2 separate regions of the Homo sapiens genome follow, and region 1 is linked to region 2. Evidence: chromatin contacts called from ENCODE Hi-C or POLR2A ChIA-PET data. All regions are on one chromosome and are shown on one strand. Each heading gives the region's core, a stretch centred on a gene start or an enhancer-like site at or near the end of the contact. The rest is flanking DNA. Distances are from core to core; before and after follow the strand shown. Region 1 overlaps DLGAP1 (DLG associated protein 1). Region 2 holds the start of DLGAP1-AS2 (DLGAP1 antisense RNA 2).

Region 1 (7,035 bases), core at 125-2,624, 310 kb before region 2:
ATAGAGCAGCTCTTTGGTGTTTACTCAGTACATGCCTAGTGACTTCACAAACCCTCACATTTATAAATTCTAGTGTAGATCATTACTCTATAAAATGATGTCAAATATTATATAACATATACAGTAATATTGTAGCTGACTCCTCCAGAAATGAGAACACATAGGTAACAACAAACTGACTGAGAAATGGATATTGGCCTCCTTGGACTTTAGCCATCACTCTTAGACTCACGTCCAGTGCTTTCCCTTTGTAACCCATGGGTGCGAGAGCTGGAATGCTGCTGACTGCCGTCTGCAGGGTCCTCAGCCCCTAATGCAAATCCCTGCCTTCTATAACAAACACCGCATTTGCTTTCTGGGAAATTTAGTAAAGATGCTTCTCAACTTATGACGGGTTTATTTCCCAATAAACCTATTGTAAATTGAAAATATCATTAATTCAAAAATGCATTTAGTACAGCTAACTTACCAAACACCGTAGCTTAGCCTTCACCTAACCTACTTAAATGTGCTCAGACCATTTACATTAGCCCACAGCTGAGCAAAATGATCTAACACAAAGCCTATTTTGTAATGAAGTGCTGACTAGCTCATGTAATCTGCTGAGTATTGTACCAAAAGTGAAAAACAGAATAATTGTATGGGTACTCAAGGTACAGTTTTTATTAAATGTGTATTGCTTTTGCACCATCGTAAAGTCAAAAAAATCCTACACCAAACCATCATAAATCAGGAACTGTCTGTATAGTGTATGTGCAACATGGAACATCCTGATGCATTCTCTATGCTGTTTCTTCCTACCCTTTCCACCCTCTCCTCCATGCACATCCCTGCTACAACGATCAGCTCATTCCCCACACCCTTCTACAAACATCAGCTCCTAGATTAGGTAGGAGGCGGTGAAGCCTAATGGTTGCAAGCACAGACTCTGAGGTCTGTGTCTCATTGGTGAAGATATTACATTGTGCATGTTCTTAGAAGCTAAAGGGAAGAGTTCCAGGGTAGCAGTTCAGTAAATGCTGTTGTTTATAATGATACTGATGATCATGATATTATAGCATGTGAGTGAATGTTCAAGCTCCATACCAACTGAGCAATGGGTCAGGATTTTCTTCCCTCAAAGTCATATAGGTTATGACTATGAGAGCTTTAGGTAGATCTGAGAGGAGTGGAACCGAGTTGTGACTGTTGTACAGTTTTTCATAGTCCCCATTTGAAAGCTGTTCTTATCTGAGGCCAGCAGACCTTTCCCTGTGGAAAGTGTTATCTACCAAGCATTGGTGCAGATTGGGATTGCACGTGCTGTCCTGCCCACTCTTGACAGATGGCAGGGAGCCCAAGCCGTCCATATGCTGCTCTGTTCTCCGAGAAGACACGGGCACAAAAACAGATTTGGCTGGTGCAACTGTGACCGTGGGTGTCTCTGAAGCAGCGTCCCTGTCCTTGGGCTATTCAGCACCAGACAAGGTTCCAGCAGTTGAATATAGTCTGTGGTGGACAGCAGAGAGCAAATCCAGCCCTCAGATGTTGAGAGGGAAGCCTTATGGATGTCCTTGGGGATATTAATTTGTTTACTTGAGCAAGGGTGACCATAATTCAGTGTCAATCTGCTTCTACACTGTCCTTTTCTGCTGATGGGCATCTTGCTATAGTAGAGTAGGGAATTTTCTCTGTTTTCATTGACTTTTACTTTATAGAAATTCCACAAAAAATTAAAAATAGAACTACCATCTATCTAAGGTCTAAGACTTGTCAGGACTTACTATTCTTTCCTAAAAGCAGTAAGATGTCTTCAGATGACCACAGAGGAAGACTACAGGAAAAGAAAAAAAAAATAAATAAGGTTTCAAAATAAGTTTTCAGAGAGATGACATTCTCCCAAAAAGGAAAACTTGAAATTTTGCATCCAAATGTAACTGATATTTCAGAAATAGCTTGTTCTATGCCAGTATGCTGTTTTCCTTGTTTTAACTTTTCTTCTTCCTTGTGATCATTATTTTTAAGATGCAAAGATTTAATTGATCTTAAAACCCTCCAAGTGCACAAAAGAATTCCCAGGAACAGATCAATCATATCTTATGTTTGGAATTAGGTTCTAAATGCCCTTTTTAAGTTGCAATTAGCAGCTTCCATCTTTGTTCCTTTTTAATCTCCTCAATTACCTTGCTAAGTCATAACTGGGCCCCTCCTTCCATGAGCTGCACTGCAGTGAACTGCCACTTTACCAAGTCACCCACTATTTTAAGTCTGCATGAGGTTCACTTCACAGGGACTTTGACTAAAGCTCAGCTAGTGTGCTTTTGGCATTCTCTTATTTTTATACATAATTGTCACAGCTGAGCTTATTAAACTCAGCTTATGATAAAACTAGTAAAATTCTTATTAAAAGAAGCCATAGTTTCCAGAGCAAGGAAACAAATCACCCAGTTTAAAAATGGGCAAAGGACCTGAATAGACATGCCTCAAAAGAAGACATACAAATGGCAAACAGGCATATAAAAAATGATCAACATCACTAGTCATCAGGGAAATGCAAACTAAAACCACAATGAGATACCACCTCACACCTGTTACAATGGCTATTAACAGCTGAATGTGGTGGCTCATGTTTATAATCCCAGCAGTTTAGGAGGCTGAGACAGGCAGATGGCTTGAGCCCAGGGGCCCAAAACCAGCCTGGGCAACATGGCGAAACCCTGTCTCTACAAAAACACAAAAATTAGCCAGGTGTCATGGCATGCACCTGTAGTTCCAGCTCCTTGGAAGGCAGGAGGATCGCTTGAGTCCAGGAGGTGGAGGTTGCTGTGAGCCAAAACTGCACCATTGCACTCCAGCCTGGGTGACAGAGACCCTGTCTCAAAAAATAATAATAACATGGCTATTATCAAAAGAATGAAAGATAGCAAATACTGGCAAGGGTGTAGAGAAAAGGGAACCCTTGTACACTATTGGTGGGAACATAAAATAGTACAGCTGCTATGGAAAATCATATAGGAGTTCCTCAAAAAATTAAAAACAAAACTACCATCGAATCCAGTAATCCAACTTCCAAAGGATATATCCAACTTCCAAGATATATATTCAAAGGAAATGAAATCAGTAGTTGAAGGGAGAGCTGCACCCCGTGTTCACTGCAGGGTTATTCACAAGATGGAATCAATCTAAGTGTCCATCAACAATGAATGGATAAAGAAAATGTGGTTTATGTATTAAAAATTGAACACTATTCAGTCTTAAAAAGAAAGAAATCCTGGCACTTGCAACAACATGGATGCATCTGGAAAACATTATGCTAATAAAGAAAGCCCAGCACAGAAAGGCAAATACTGCACGACCTCACTTAGATGTGGACTCCAAAAGACTGGAGCTCGTAGAAGCAGAGAGTAAAATGGTAATTACCAGAGCCTGGGGGAAAGGGAAGGATGGGGAGTTCAGAAAGTATACAAAGTTTCAGTTAGACAGGATAAATAAGTTCTGCAACCTACTGTACAGCATGATGACTATAGTTAACCTATGCTCCACTGTACTTGAAATTTGCTAAGAGAATAGATATTAAATATTCCCCCCACCCATAAATAAAATAAAATAAAATTACCTATGGTGGGGAAAAAGAAAGCCATAGTGACAATTGGAAGAGCTTTTCATTAAGGCAGCATTGGTGAGTAGCTGTGAAAGTAAAATGTAATCAGTTTCCAGTTCAAATTAGTAACAGGTTTCCCATTTGTCATTTAGTTCAGTATTATTCTTTTGGTTTCTGTTTGGAAAAATATATATCAACCTTGTAATGTTTCATGTAATGTTCCTTGTAACATCCATGCAATGTTTCTAAGCTAGCAAGACATGCCGTAGTAGATTAGGGAGAAGACATCATTTTCAGCCATAGTATATTCATACATAGAAAGATAACTAAAGAGTGAAACTTAGTTTTAAGGAGCAATATTAATGAGAACCTAAAACTATCAGATATTTTGCTTCCGTCAGCTGAGATTTGATCTATTCTGAAATTTTAAGTCCAAAAGAATCTATATTTCAATCCAGCCATAGAAAAGTAATTGTTCTCTCTGATCTTGTATTAGCATAGAAAGTAGAAAAAGTAAATATATGCTTCTTAAGGAAAATTCAGAAATTTTTTATATTCCATGTAGAGTGATAAACAGAGGCTATGTTTAATAGAAATATTTACCATTTTACCTGTAGTTCCATAACAGCTTCCTGCAAATAATTCAGAATATCTCTTTCTGGCTGAGCATGGTGGTTCACGTCTGTAATCCTATAACACTTTTAGAGGCCAAGGTGGGAGCATTGCTTGATCCCAGGAGTTCAAGACCACTTGAACAAAGTGAGACCCCCTCAAAACAAAAAAATTTAAAAATTAGCCAGGTGTGATGGTGCATACCTGCAGTCCCAGCTACTCAGGAGGCTGAGGCAGGAGGATCACTAGAACCCAGAAGGTCGAGGCTGCATTGACTCCAGCCTGGGTAACAGAGTGAGACCCTGTCTCAAAAACAAAACAAAACAAAAAACAAAGTATCTCTTCCCACTAAGGAATCCTAAGGAAGAAGTAAAGACTATAGAACCACAACTGGTACAAACCTGAGATCATCTAGTTCAGTGGTTTATTTTTTTTCTTCAGCTGTGGAAAACATTTTTTCAAACAAAAACTTACACCAAAGGGCTGATCTATAAATAGCTTATGGTTCTGGATGGAGCAGGAAACACAGAGTTCCCCCAGCTTGGCTTCCCACCACACCCAACCCTACACAGTCACCAAAGGACTTTTTCAAATCACAATATTAGCCCCACCTCAGACTCTTTTAGAACCAAGGAAACAAAGACATGGAAAGAAAATTTGACTTGGTCAAATTCACCTACCCAGCCACAGAGCTGAGGCCTCAGCAAGTCAGGACGCTTGTGGACACACCAGCCTCCCACAGTTCCATATGTTTCCATCAGAGGCACGCCCCTATCACCTCCCTGGTTTGGCATTTCTCCAGAGCACTTGTGACCTGCCAGATATTTATTTTATGTATTTATATATTTAAATATATGTTTATTCTTCTAACATGTTCGTTCTGTTTATTTTCTGTTTCTTCCACTAGACTGTAAGCTCCCTGAGGGAAGGGCTTTGTATTTGGTTTGTTCCCTGAGCTATCTCCAGTGCCTAGACTAGTTCCCATCTCATAATAGGCTCATAATAAGTAATAGTACCTGGGAGAATAAACCTCGCACACTAGGCCTCATATTAGGTCAGTCTCCCCGACTAGATTGTGAGACCCTAAAAGAAAAGAGCGAGTTTCCTTCATTTGCATTTCCCCCACAGAACTTAACACAGTAGGTGCTCTGACAACAGTTATTGATGTGAATTGACATTGTCTCACCTAAAACAACAAAACATATGAGGTAAAGCATTAGAGTTGTTGGGAGCACAAGAAATCTTATTTTGGTTTATTAAAGTTTAGATATCCATAAAGAACAGATTAATATGTAACAAACTTTATTTCCAAAATATAAATGAGTCAAGAAGAATAAATCCTTTGTTGTTTCTTGGGGCATTAAATACCATACATCAGCAGTTTCAAAACTTCAGCACATATCAGCCTGAAGCGCTTACTAAAACACAATTTTTGATTCGACAGGACTTGAATCTGAGAATTTGCATTCTAACAAGCTCCCAAGTGATGCTGCTGCTGTGGGCCCAGGGACCCACTTTGATAACCAACTGCCATTGAGTGACTTTTCACTGCTGTATGCTAATTTGACATTAAGTAAATATTCAACCTCTGGCACATGCTGAGCCTATAGCAGCTAAGTAGATGTATCAATTCACATCTTTGGCAGCCCAGCTGCAATAAGAGAGGAAGGAGAAGTGCTATGATTCAGTAAAAGGAATCAAGTCTTGTTCATTTCAGTTCCTGCTAAATAGTTCACAAAAGAGCCATCAATCAGCTCATTAGAAAACTGACTTGGATTGCTTTTCTGTAGGATTGAAAATTTATGTAATGCCCTTGCTGGGTGATTCAATTAGCTAGAGCATACCATGTCACCACACACCCCACAATGAGATATATTCTAGTCACTGAACAACTTGAAAATGAGCAAACAACTTCCTAGTTATTCCAAATGTTCTAATCCATCTACTGACAGAGTCTAGGGAATACATTTCTCCTGATAATCATATAAAATGAAAGTTCCAATTATGAGGGGAAAAGAAGAAACTTTCTTTAAATAAAGATCCAATCTTGATTTATTTGCATGACTAATACCTCTATTCCCTTCCCTTACCCTCAGAAAAAGGGTTTATTTAATTCATTTGAGATAATTTATGCAAAATCAATTCATTCAACAAATTTTATTGATTACAGTTGATAAGCCAACTACTGTGCAAAAAGTAATCAAATATGTATAAGATCCAGACTTCATCCTAAAGAACTGCACAAAAACTGCACCCTAAACATGGCTCGAAGTAGGTGCCCAGTCAACGCTTTTGTCCTCAGGGAGAACACAAGTTTACCTGATAGGCATTTACCATCTAAAACTTTCTAACAGGAATTTGCTCTGTTTGTACTCATCTAAGGCTTTCTCAACTCGCAGCTGGAGAAATTAAACTCTAGAGTGTTTAAATGTCTTATCCTCCAGCAGTTCGTGGGCCAAAACCAGGATTAGAACTATGACTCCTTCTAATTCCCAGCAAGCAATGATCCTTACAGGTTTTATAGAAATCTTGTCCCACCTCCACCCAGCCTTCTCTGTTGGTGGCTCATTTTTTTTAGACACTGTTGATGTCATCAGAAAGATTCCTATTCTAATTTTCTGCAATATTTTTATATATTTAGAAAATGAGGTATCCCTTCCCAACCCTTTATTTTTGTCCAAGAAAGGAGGTGAGTCACTCCATTGAAGCTTGCTACAAATACAGCTCCATAATCAACTTCCCCCGGACACCGCAAAGGCAGGCACTAGCAGATGGCAATGATTCCGAATCGCCAATTTTGCCCTTTTGCCAAGCAGCCATTTTCAGTTTTCATTGTTCTGGAG
Region 2 (7,296 bases), core at 3,214-5,713:
CAGGCATGCGCCACCACACCCGGCTAATTTTGTATTTTTAGTAGAGACAGGGCTTCTCCATGTTGGTCAGGCTGGTCTTGAACTCCCGACTTCACATGATCTGCCCGCATCCTCCCAAAATGCTGGGATTACAGGCCACCACGCCCAGCTGAGCTGGTCTTCTTAGGCCAGTACTTTCTGTGGTCCCCCGATGGCAGCCACAGTTCCAGCATCCCTTGCAGATGACAAAGTCCAGAGGAAGAAAAAGGATGTCCCTGACTTGGGTGGCTTTAAATAGTGAGGTAAACTTTCCCAGAACATTCCCATCCAACCTCCCTTCTCATCTCTTTGTCTGGTAGTCTGGTGAAGATTCAGCCTCCACGTGTAGGGAGGGGCTTAGCCACCCCTAAAACTCACAGCTGTGTGGAAAAGATCAACAGTACTGGGGTCTCATTAGCAAGCAGGATAGAGAGAATGGTTATGAGGAGGCAAACAACCATGTTTGCCACTGGCGTAAAGGCATGCAAAAGGATGGTATGTTCTGGAAATGATAAGCAGCCAGATAAGAAATTGTCAGGAGAAGGTAATAAAATATGCTGCAGCCCAGTTGTAAAGGAGTTACCGGCCAATATTTGGCTGCCTTGTATGGGTCCATGTTCCTTAAGTTTTCAAAGACAGTGAGATATCAAATAATGTTAGATTTTTAGTATTCCTTTTTTATGTGGTAATCATATAAAATTTCCTTCAAAAAACAAATGCTCAAGGCCGGGTGCAGTGGCTTATGCCTGTAATCCCAGTATTTTGGGAGGCTGAGGAGGGTGGATCGCTTGAGCCCAGGAGCTCAAGACCAGCCTGGGCAACAAAACAAAACCCCATTTCTACAAAAAATATAAAATATTATCTGGGTGTGGTGGCACCGGCCTGTAGTCCAGCTACTCTGGAGGCTGAGGCGGGAAAATCACCTTGTTGCAGTGAGCCTGGGTAACAGAACAAGATCCTGTCTCAAAGGAATTAAAAGAAAAATAAAAAAGGTTCAAAACAAAAATTACACGGCAACATACATGGTAATACAAAAATTCCATAATCTAGGCCAGGCGCGATGGCTCATGCCTCTAATCCCAGCACTCTGGGAGGCCGAGGCAGGTGGATCAATCACCTGAAGTCAGGAGTTCGAGACCAGCCTGGCCAGCTTGGCGAAACCCCTTCTCTACTAAAATTAGCCAGGTGTGGTGGCAGGTGCCTGTAATCCCAGCTACTGGGGAGGCTGAGGCAGGAGAATTGCTTGAACCCGGGAGGTGGAGGTTGCAATGAGCCGAGGTCGTGCCACTGCACTCCAGCCTGGGAAACAAGACCGAAAGTCATCTCAAAAAGAAAAAAATTGTAATCTAGTCATGTCATAGCAGTGAAGAAATAATAGTGTGTATAATTCTTATTTATACTTTTTTATAATTACAAAATAATGCAGGTGCTTTTTCAAAATATAGGAAAATTCAGAGAAGCCCAAAGAATAAAGTAAAAATCACCCGTAATCCCATTACGTGGCTGTAACGACTTGATGTCAAAGCTGGGAGCTCACATACATAGTAATTTGGTATAGTTACAATAGTGATTTTCTTTTTCCTTTGTAAGAATCCACTTCAAATTCAGTTTCTTCTTACTATACTTTTCTGTCAAACAAAGCAAAACTACTGGTCAGTGTAGAAGGGGGAAAAGCAACAAATGCATATGATGGCTTATGAAGTACAACATATTACAATTAGGGAAAGAAATAAGTATTATTGCTGTTGTATTTCTGTTTGACTTACTACTCATACAACTGGTTATCTAAGCCCAAACTCTATAATGTAAGGAAGTAATGAAAACGTCTGTCTTTGAGAGCAGCGAATTCTTTAGTGTGGTTCTGGCAGGGGAAGGAAGCGGGGAAGGGTTCTAAGAAGCGGGGCCCAGTTTCATCCTGGCGAGTTGCAGCTTTCTTCCTGAGCGTGGTGACTCGTCAAGGCACCAAGGCTCAGGAATGAGACAGACATTAGAGCTTGTTCTGGTTGGCACCTCTAGGATAGTTTTGTCTGCACACTGTGCCTCTGAGGAATGGCCTCTACAAAGGGTCAGGATGCCAAAATTCTTTAATCTTTCACTTTCATTTTAAAAATGAAATCTGAATATCTCTCCATCTAATAGCAAACCACAGCGAGACCTTTTTTTTTCTTAATGTCCCGACCTGCCTAGGCAGGAATCCATTATGGTTGTTGTTGATTTTAGTGTTTTGTTTGAAGTCTCCTATTTCTTCATGAATTCTCTTTCACACAAACTTGTTAGTGGCACTCAGTGTCCTCGGTAAACTTTTTGGTTTTTGTTTACGGCTAGCTTTTAAAAATCTATAGACAGGCAAAAAAAATCTCCTGCCGCTAAAAAGCTCCGTGACCTTGGAAAAGTCACTTAACCTCTCTGGAGAAAGCTCAAGTTAGAGGGTCAGAGTAGTGGACTGGAGAGGATTTTAGAGATCAGAGTTCTGCCCTTCCTGTTTACAGATCTGACATTCAGAGAGGCCAGAAGTCACAACAGCTTTCTTGAAGTTTTATTATTTTGATTTTTAAGGAAAGGAGTCCAATGAATTTGCAAATTAACGAAGCAGTGTTTGAAAAGAAAATATGCAAGAGATACTTAAGTGTTAAAGGAAACTAAAGCTTTGAGAACTAGAGATAAGATACTTTAAAGTAACTATCCAAATTGGTTTGTAGGCAGCAAACGTTAACTGTGTAAAATGTGGAGCATTTGATGCACCAAGAAATATTTACTGACTGCCCACTTGGAACTTAAAAGTTCAGTTGGGAACCAAGAAGATAATTATAATGTAATAAGTGCTCTGCCTGATTAAAAACTGCTGTGTTCTCATGAGAACTAGGAAAGGCATTCAGAAGGACATTCCTGACGTCTTCTTGGAAGAGGTCGAACGTAAGCTCGTATCTGAAGGAAAAACCAGAGGAAAGAATATCCCTAACGAGGAATCGATTGCACATGCAAACCCAGGGAACTTGATGGGTTGAATAACTAAAGGAAAAGTGGTCAGGAGGAGGCAGAATTCTGAGACCTGAAAAGGGTGAATAGGAACTCTTATCCTGAGGGGAGATTTGTAAACTGCAGACTGACAGGACCTGCTGGAGGGTTTCCACTCTTCCTCTAAGTGTACACAATAGTTTGGAAACAGAAAAGACAGACCCAGTGAGACTAAGTAGAAACGTATTTCTCCAAATATTTTGACCTACAAAATGCATTTTCCCTGTTGCCCAGTATGTACACAGATCCGGGGACACGCACACACAAACTGAAAGAGGTTTCACAACAAGACTTACTTTTTCTACACAGGATGTACGCTGACATTTTCTACCTAACATTTTGCATTTTCTAAATGGTGAAACTGCATGACTCATCTTATTTCACTACCCACTAAGTGACAACTCAGAGTTGGAGAAACCTTGAGTTAAGGAAGTTGCTGTGATACTCCAGAAGATAACATTAAAACTGTAGGATCTAGGGAAGCAGAAAGATGCACAGAAGGATGTGGAATGACTCCACAGGGATTTAAGAGACTGGAGAGAAGGACCCAAAGGAGTGCTTACAGATAATGCTGAGTTTTGGCTTGAACTCGGGGCAGATAAAGGGATCGTGTACTGAGATGGGGAACCTTAAGTGAAAAATAAGGAGGGTAAAGGTATCACCACTTGAGAAATGCCCGATTCTTTTGTGTGTATGTGTGTGTGTGTGTGCGTGTGCGTGTGTTTGTAAACATAAATATGCTCCTTAATTTGAAGTACATCCCAAGAAAAACATGTAACTCCAGAAAATGTCCAAGTTTTATTAAAAGAAGAAGGGAAATGGCAGAAATGGAAAGAAGGGAATCAGTGGGGAGGAAGGAGTGGGCTCTAGCACTTAGGCACAAGACTCCACTTGGAAAGGACAGGCAAGATTCAAATCCCCGAGGGAACAGACAGCCCATATCAGACTCACCTGATGCTTCACTGCAGCTGCCATGGGGCTTTTATAAGCTGGGAATGGGTTAAGCATAGTCCCAGCTGTTCATTCAGCCACGATGTTGGCAGGAGTTAGCTTCTTTACACATAAAGTTGGCATCAAATTTGGAATTCACAATCACTAGTTCACGAACGTCACAGGCATTTCTTAGGCGCTTCTTATATAAATGGAAATACCATTAACTTTCTTCTTCATGCACGCTCTCTGACAGCATCGGGTCAAAGGAACTTTTTTCCTGCCTCTTTTCATAGCTTCCACCGCCCCATCCTTCTTCTAAATCTTTAATTTTGCAAAGCCATAGGGAGTGGTGGTAGCCTGTGGCGAGTTGAAGATTTTGAACAATAGGTGTTTCTGAGCTGGATTTATTGAAAGGGTCTTGTCTGTGTCCTGGGGGAGATTGTAAATGAGATGTCAACAGGAGCTCTTTTGTGTGGATGGCATTCATCCTGAAAGACAGGAATTCCCTTACTGTGCTAGTATTTAAAGTACATTTGTTGCTGCTTTTGCTAAAACTTTTCATCCAACTGCCGGAGCTAACAGCAATGAATGAGTCACTTGGTGTGATTGTAACTTCCTTCCCTCCTTAGCAAAGCAATGACTCAGTCATTTACATTTAGAAAGGAAGGCTCCTAAGAAGATTTCTTGGATTTTCATCAGCTTGAGCCTCTTTTCTTGACCATCACGTGGGCCTGATCTGTCGGCAATCCTGTTAACCCAGGGTGAGGGGAGTCTAGCCGGGCTGCTTTTCTCACTCCCTGGAAAACTTTTTGCTGTTTTGCTCGTTTCTTTTTTAAATCCAAGGAGAAAGACAAACACAATTTCCTGCCTTAAGCCCTTTTCCTTTCTCTCTCCCTCCGCCTTTTTTTTTGTAAAGGACAGGCAATTTCAGTTTACTATAATTACCCTGGGCTGAGGTTTGACTCACTCCACCTTTAGATGATAAGGCAACCGTTTTATTACTTCGCAGCCAGGTGCCTGAGGGTGACAAGACTTGCCTTTATCTGGTGACCTGACAAGGTTATCAGCAACTGCAAATGGGCTGAACCTCGGAGCAGGGACCATCAAAACGCTTCCCTCTCCTTGATCCATTTCCCAACCCTTTATTGGTAATTCATTTCAATCCGAAGACTAGCTCTAGTTTCTGCAAGTTCTTCCGCATTCCTACACCTTAGCTCTGTCCTCTTGTGTTCTCTTTGGAACACAGGCAGCGGCAACAGCAATCTTAATTATGAGCAGTCAGCTGCCCCCATGAGCCCAGAGCACGACCATGAAGTCTCAACCACAGTCCAGCACACAACACGCAGGATATATTTGCGTCCTCTGGCTTAGTCGATTTGCAGTATTTATAGTTGCTTTTTCAGAGTCGATACTTAATAACGTCTTTGACCTATGATGCTAGAAATCCCTCCAAAATAAAATCGTATTGCTTGTATCTTCTATGGTTCCTTTTGAAAACTGGAATATAATCCGCACCAGGAGGCAGTGCTGTGCTGGAGATAATAAACATATCTAGTGCTCGATCTATTTATATCTGCAGTTCATGAATTTATTTGTCTACCAACACAAGTTTCTTTGTTTTTTTTTTTTTTTTTTTTTTTGGACGGAGTCTCGCTCTGTCGCCCAGGCTGGAGTGCGGTGGCGCGATCTCGGCTCCCTGCAAGCTCCGCCTCCCGGGTTCACGCCATTCTCCTGCCTCAGCCTCCCGAGTAGCTGGGACTACAGGCGCCCGCCACCACGCCCGGCTAATTTTTTGTATTTTTAGCAGAGACGGGGTTTCACTGTCTTAGCCAGGATGGTCTCGATCTCCTGACCTCGTGATCCGCCCGCCTCGGCCTCCCAAATTGCTGGGATGACAGGCGTGAGCCACCGCGCCCGGCCAAAACAAGATTATTCTTTAATTCAAACTGTGTTACGTGCACTGTCTCGGTTATCTGGTGGGTGGGAAATGTGGTATAAAAGCATGCATTTTGGGAAATGGTTTCCAAAAAGTGTGTACTAGGCAAAGCTTGAATGAATGAAGGGTGAGAGTACTTGCAGACACACTTTTAGGTCAGTGTCCTGGGCAGCATCAAAGCTGCGCGGCACCCGGCTTGTACATAGCACGGAGCTGCCACCCTGTAGTGCAAAATTATAGTGGGCCAAGGTAAATCATATGTTTTATTTATTTATTTATTCATTCATTTGAGAAGGAGTCTCGCACTGTAGCCCAGGCTGGAGTGCAGTGGCCCGATCTCCACTCACTGCAATCTCCGCTTCCCGGGTTCAAGCGATTCGCCTGCCTCAGCCTCCTGAGTAGCTGGGATTACAGGTACTCGCCACCACGCCCAGCTAATTTTTTTTTTTTTCCGAGATGGAGTCTCGCTCTGTCACCCAGGCTGGAGTGCAGTGGCGTGATCTGGGCTTGCTGCAACCTCCGCTTCCTTGGTTCAAGCGATTCTCCTGCCTCAGCCTCCCAAGTAGCTGGGATTACTGGGGCAGGCCACCATGACCGGCTAATTTATTTGTATTTTTGGTAGAGACAGGGTTTCACCATGTTGGTCAGGCTGGTCTCAAATTCCCGACCTCAAACGATTGGCCCACCTCGGCCTCCCAAAGTGCTGGGATTATAGGCGTGAACCACCATGCCCAGCCGTAGGTTTTATTTTTCTATCTGTGAAGTCGAACTGTAGCCTGAGGGTAGCAGATGGGAAAGGAGGGGTTGGGAAGAGAATGGAAAAGATGAGTTAAAACACACACACACACACACACACACCCTTGCATATGTGAAGTGTTTATCTGTAAGACCACATCAGATTACTCCATTCTGGGCCAGGCGCAGTGGCTCACACCTGTAAACCCAGCATTTTGGGAGGCCGAGGCGGGTGGATTGCTTGAGGTCAGGAGTTCGAGACCAGCCTGATCAACATGGTGAAACCCCATCTCTACTAAAAATACAAAAGATAGCTGGCATGGTGGCAGGTGCCTGTAATCCCAGCTACTTGGGTGGCTGAGGTGGGAGAATTGCTTTAGCCCGGGAAGTGGAGGTTGCAGTGAGCTGAGATCACATCACTGCACTCTAGCCTGAGCCACAGGGTGAGACTCTGTCTCAAAAAATATATATATCTATATATCTATCTATATATCTATATATCTATATATCTATCTATATCTTTATCTCTATATCTATATATCTATATATCTATCTATATCTATATATCTATATATCTATATCTATATATCTATCTATATATCTATATATATCTATATATCTATCTATATATCTATATATATCTATATCTATCTATATAT

What was found. Hi-C counts contacts between places; a loop is a spot of excess contacts on that map. ChIA-PET counts read pairs that join two places held with the same protein, here RNA polymerase II (POLR2A).
Region 1: a map of ascending aorta shows a loop between it and region 2 (2.3-fold over the local background). The contact joins the enhancer-like site here to the promoter of DLGAP1-AS2 in region 2. A Hi-C loop is called at or near these places in 1 of 168 maps with a recorded cell type or tissue (ascending aorta). POLR2A ChIA-PET finds 5 or more read pairs at or near these places in 3 of 52 experiments (AG04449, HEK293 and OCI-LY7).

The regions. Positions count from the first base shown.
Region 1 is chr18:3,910,595-3,917,629 of GRCh38, reverse strand. The region is part of intron 3 of DLGAP1 (DLG associated protein 1); the gene reads left to right. Among named protein-coding and RNA genes, the nearest start is that of MIR6718, 29 kb to the right of the region's middle. Within about 2 kb of position 1,374, at least 4 of the 41 ENCODE cell types and tissues checked have a DNase peak (open chromatin) inside an H3K27ac peak, as active enhancers do; they include OCI-LY7, where a contact is called at or near this core.
Region 2 is chr18:3,600,904-3,608,199 of GRCh38, reverse strand. It overlaps DLGAP1-AS2 (DLGAP1 antisense RNA 2), which reads right to left and starts at 4,463. Exons shown (of 3, transcript NR_119377.1): 1 at 3,985-4,463; 2 at 1,560-1,646. The region is part of intron 7 of DLGAP1 (DLG associated protein 1); the gene reads left to right. RefSeq lists enhancers at 3,407-3,476, 3,854-4,647, 3,673-4,872, 4,648-5,442, 5,443-6,237 and 1 more.